Regions from separate parts of the Homo sapiens genome. Here region 2 is linked to region 1. The links are chromatin loops, found by intact Hi-C in ENCODE. Cell type or tissue: IMR-90. All regions are shown on one strand.

Region 1 (2,500 bases):
AAAAAGGATCTATTTCTGACAAAACATGAACTTCTAATCAAATTTCTGATTAGAAGTTTTGTTATTAGAAGTTCACTTTTGTTATCTGCTAATTTTTGCATTTCGGTTAGTATCTTTAAAGACCTTTATTTTAAATAAATGTAGTCAGACTAGTCTGGCTTTCCAATGAAATCGAAATCAAATTCCTTTATCGGAGCTGCCTTACTGTCTCATGTACTATCCCTCTTTCCCTTTAAGCAAATATCATTATCAGTTAACCCGCTATTTGTGCAACTGGGATTTTATTGTTAAGGCATAGGTGTTGAAATTATTTAAAAGCCTGGATGAAGATAGCATGATATTTGATGCAAGAGTAATGCAATCTGTCTAACCTCAGTTAAAGATTCACTACCAAAATTCCCAACAATTATAATAGCTACATGAATTCAGTAAAATACTTCTTAAAAAGGTATCAGCAAAGTTGGTCCAACTTGATTTTTAGAATAACCTAGAGATTTAGTTCAGCTACATTAAAGCAGCTGATTTTGAGTTAAAGCAAAAAACAAATACCAGCCACAAGTCATGCACATATTCTATCCCTTTTCCTAAAAAAATGACTGAAACACTTGAGAAAAATGTGGTATAAAGGCACAAGTACTAACATTACAAGACATTTGATGGGTCATGTAAAGAATAAGAAATCATCTCCCAGATGTTTGCAAGACAACAAAATAAATCTTTCCATGAATGTAGAAAAAATGTCGGAGTATAAACAAAATATCCATGATTAAATAAAACTTGAGGTGATCCAAACTGACTAGCATTTTACAGTATTAATGCTAATGGTTAGTCTTTTGGCAGGTTTAACAGGTCTCATAAAAAAAAGAGTTGCATATAGGAAGGAGAAGCAAACAGAAAACTAGTCATACATGGTAAAGAATAAGGAAAGAAGAGATATCAAATCAGTCAGAAATATACAATAGCAGTTTTCAATATTGCATCAGGAAATAAGGTAGTTAGAGAAAAGCTGCAATCTAAAACAGAAAACACTTTTAGGAAATGGCAAAATTAAAACAGAAGTAGATATGTAAAATAGATGAATGAAGACAAGGTCTTCCTGCACCAAGGGAGTTGTTTAGGAGAAACAGTGTCCGTTTGTGGCCAGCGATAATACTTTCCATTCAATAGAGTTTGCAGCTTGCTGATTCATATGATTGCAGGCTGGCGCCCTGCTGGCGAGCCTCTCCACTGAAATTAAATCCACTCTCTTCAGTTATAAATTATAATGCTCTATAAACAACACTCCCATTGGGAATGGGGGCGGGTGGGGGGGAAGAGAGAGAGAGAGAGAAAGAGAGAAACAGAGGAAGAGAAGGAGAGGCAAGAATGAAAAAAAAAAAGAGGCAGGGAGGGAGAAAAGAGCCGGAGAGGGAGAGCGTTTCTGCATAGTCCACTCACTGTTTAATGTTCTGCTCTTCTGCAACAAACAAGGGGAGTAAGTCTTCCACAGATAGCACTCCTGCTGTAATTCCTACACTGTTTGATGTAGAGCCCAGAAAGGAAAGTGGGATAGTAATATGAGTCTAAGAGGAAAAGTACTTAGAAATCAAGGAGTATACAAGATGAAGAGAAGATAAAAGACATTTTTATACCTGGATTTTTCAAATATATTACTGAATATATCTTTGGAGTCTCAAGGGAGAGCCAAAATGAATAAAATTATTGAATTCTGTTTTGATAAATTAGATCTTCACATTGTACATCTTTTGATATCCAAATCAATCAGAGTTATTTCCCCCAGATGCACTGGGAAAGCAAAGAAACAGGAAAGAAAAGTTAAAATTAATCCATCCCAAACAGCCTCAGACAAGGAGTCCAGAGCAAAGAGAAAGTTCAATGATTTCGAGATTAACCACATTTGCTTTTTAAAACAAATACGTATTTTGAAATTTAATACTAAATTTATAGGAGAGTGATGCCTCAACTGTTTAAATGTTGTAGAATTTGTTTTTTTTAAGTGTTGTTTCAAAGGAAAAATAATTGCAAATATTAAATTGTGTCAATTACCTAAATCATTCATAAAGGAGTCCATCGTTGAGGTGGTCTGTATGTACCAGCTTCAGGGCATTAACTTATATCCACACTGCAGATTTTTTGTGTGCATGTGAATTTTTTTAGGAGTTACTTATGGTTTATAGCAGGATAGAAACAATTATTGTTATGTGCCAATTAGGATTCCAAGGATTCACATCCACAGGTTACTCATCAACTACAAAAAGACACAGTTTCATATTTAAAAATCCCTCTGAAATTTCTTACCAAATGATGAAACTCGACATAAAAATAAAAGGGGAGGCAGGGGTTGGGTAGGGAGAAGGTGAGAGAGAGAAGCAAGCCCGTTCCAACCTCAGTCTGAACCTACAAAACCAAAGAGACCATTTCAGGTAAGGACACTCAAGGAAAACAGGATCCTCCACAAAGCACGTATTTCCATTTCTCTATCTCATTTTGGCAGACCAAA
Region 2 (2,500 bases), 150 kb before region 1:
TGGATTTAAAAAACAAATATCCAAATGTTTCACAGACCAAACAGCCTGACTGGAGATCTCTAATTTGGACCGTGCTGTGAAGGATGTAACTCCATCAACCACAGCAAGATCCAATCTTGGAGAGGTGCCCTCACATAGAATCCCCAATGTCTGATGAGGCTGGAAAGTTTTTCAAAAGAAAGTTGGTTTTAAATTAATGTCTTAAGGTACATCTACATGTGCTGATATGGAAAGTAAGCTGGACTCTCTGTATAGTATGATCTCAAATTTTTAAAAGGAAAAATATATACATATCACATTTAGGCACATTCACATAAGATATGTGAAAATAGTAATAATTTTAAAGTAACATCTACATAGCATTTACTGCCAAGCAGTAATTTTAGGAGCAGGCAGTATTTTAAGTGTTCCACACATATTAACTCACTGAATTCTCACAGGAACCCGAGGATGTAGGTATACTATTTTACACATGAAAAAACCGAGGCACAGAGAGGTAAGTAACTTGCTCAAAGTGACACAACTATTAAGAGACAGGGCTGGGATTTAAAATGGAAGTGAACTGCTCCAGCTCCAAATTCTTATCTCCTGAGCTCAACAGCCACTCATGTCATAGAAGATCCTCATCGGCATTCTACCTGCCTCCCAGAGCCTCCCCTACACACACAGGCCAAAACAACTGGTCATCCTTTTTCTATCACGGTTTTTATCACTATGATGATCTGTTTACACATCAGTCTCTAGCACTAGATGGTGAGCTCTTGGAGGGCGGGGCACAGAGGCCTGCCCCCCTTCATGTCTCTCATACCTCTAATTTTTGGTTCATAGCTCGGCTTAATACTTGGGCTCAGGGGGACAGATTAGTTTCTGGGCGATGATTCGCATGCAGGCTAGAGACAGATTTGAGAGTTCATTTTTTCTTTCTTTCTTTTTTTTTTTTTTTTGAGACAGAGTCTCACTCTGTCGCCCAGGCTAGAGTGCAATGGCACGATCTCGGCTCACTGCAACCTCCGCCTCTTGGGTTCAAGGGATTCTCCTGCCTCAGCCTCCCAGGTAACTGGGATTACAGGCATGCACTACCACACCTGGCTAATTTTTGTATTTTTAGTAGAGACGGGGTTTCTCCATGTTGGCCAGGCTGGTCTCAAACTCCTGACCTCAGGTGATCCACGTGCTGTGGCCTCCCAGAGTGCTGGGATTACAGGCGTGAGCCACTGTACCTGGCCAGAGAGTTCTTTAGATGGTCTCCTTCCAGATTATTCAAAGGATCCTTGGGGTTAGTGGGCCAGAGATGAAAGCTCATACGCATAAAAGCATAGCAGGAGGAAAGGACCGGAAAGATGGAAGCAGGGAGAAAGAAGGGATCGCCTTTGATTCATTCACCCAGCAAACCCATAGCAACTCCCACTGATTCATTAGCCTCTAAATTCCTACATTTATTATTACTACCCATATGGAAGGCAATGACTAATTCTTGCCACATGGCTGGGATATGGCTTCCTATTAAGGAAACACAACCTGGTAGCCTAAATGCTGTAGTTTTTCAAAGGAAAACTGCTTTAAGCATAAGCGTTTCCCTTCATTTTCCCCCTTCATCTTTTAACTACATTTGCTAGTTCATGGCTTCCTTAAACAAGCTGTCATTTGACTTCATGGGCTTCTTCTCACAAGGGTGCAGACAGATTCATGGGGGGCTCTCGGGCTCCCTCTTGTCACCCTGTACTGCCTCCTCAACCCATAAACAGGCCACTACTTTTCCACAGCAGCTGTTCCGCAATCCCAAAGACCCTGGGTCATCTCTCCAGTTCCAGGCTTTGCTCACAGTGCCTTCTGGATGTGTGTGTTTTCCTTGGGACGGAGAACACGCTTCAGGAAAGGAGGCAATACTCGAGATAGAAACTGTTCTTTCTCAGGGAAAACAAACAAATCAAAATATTCTTCCCAGCTATGGTGAAGCTGGGAAGTAGAGGGCAAGTGAGGCAGGGAAGGGTCAGGGCCGCATTGCCGGGACCCCTCTGATGTCCACTTTAGGTCCACAGTTATGCCCCTGTCGGTGGCTTCCTGCTTCCTCTTCTACAGAATGGCAACATGGGGAGTGACACGGTAGTGTTCAGTACTCAGGCATGCTCATCTGCCCATACCAGTTCCGTCAAAAAATGGACACCGCCTCTCCACCAGCCCTTATTACCCTAGAATGAATGGGGAGGACGAAAGGGGACTCTGGGTCTCTTTTCCATCTTGACAATTTTGAGGTGTTTGCAAATCACGTAGAGAGTTATCTAATTCCCTTATACGTATCCTCACATGAGCTAACGTTCTTTTTTCCCTGTCACTAAACCCAAGGCTGAAAAAAGTATTACTCCTTGACGGGCATGGAGGTAGGGAACTAACCCTTGTTTCAGTCAAGAATCACGGACTCCTGAAAGAAAGAGGATTCCATGCTGAAGACACTCAGAGGAGGGGACAGATAGGTCCTCAAAGCCTCTGCTGGGGGAGGCCA

The links. A loop is a pair of places that touch in the nucleus more often than their neighbours do. Peaks named below come from ENCODE experiments on the same cell type or tissue, not always from the same donor. Only the 100,000 strongest peaks of a DNase experiment are listed, where the experiment ranks them.
Region 2: it touches region 1 in a loop (2.3-fold over the local background); 1 of 110 quality-filtered maps calls a loop at or near these places.

The regions. Positions count from the first base shown.
Region 1 is chr17:61,156,413-61,158,912 of GRCh38, reverse strand. All of the region lies in intron 22 of BCAS3 (BCAS3 microtubule associated cell migration factor), which reads right to left. Among named protein-coding and RNA genes, the nearest start is that of BCAS3-AS1, 22 kb to the right of the region's middle. In IMR-90, a CTCF peak has its summit at 1,191; a DNase peak (open chromatin) is centred at 1,172; H3K4me3 peaks cover 628 bases; H3K27ac peaks cover 1,218 bases.
Region 2 is chr17:61,308,998-61,311,497 of GRCh38, reverse strand. The region is part of intron 22 of BCAS3 (BCAS3 microtubule associated cell migration factor); the gene reads right to left. Among named protein-coding and RNA genes, the nearest start is that of TBX2-AS1, 89 kb to the left of the region's middle. In IMR-90, a CTCF peak has its summit at 1,480; a DNase peak (open chromatin) is centred at 1,447; H3K27ac peaks cover 2,292 bases.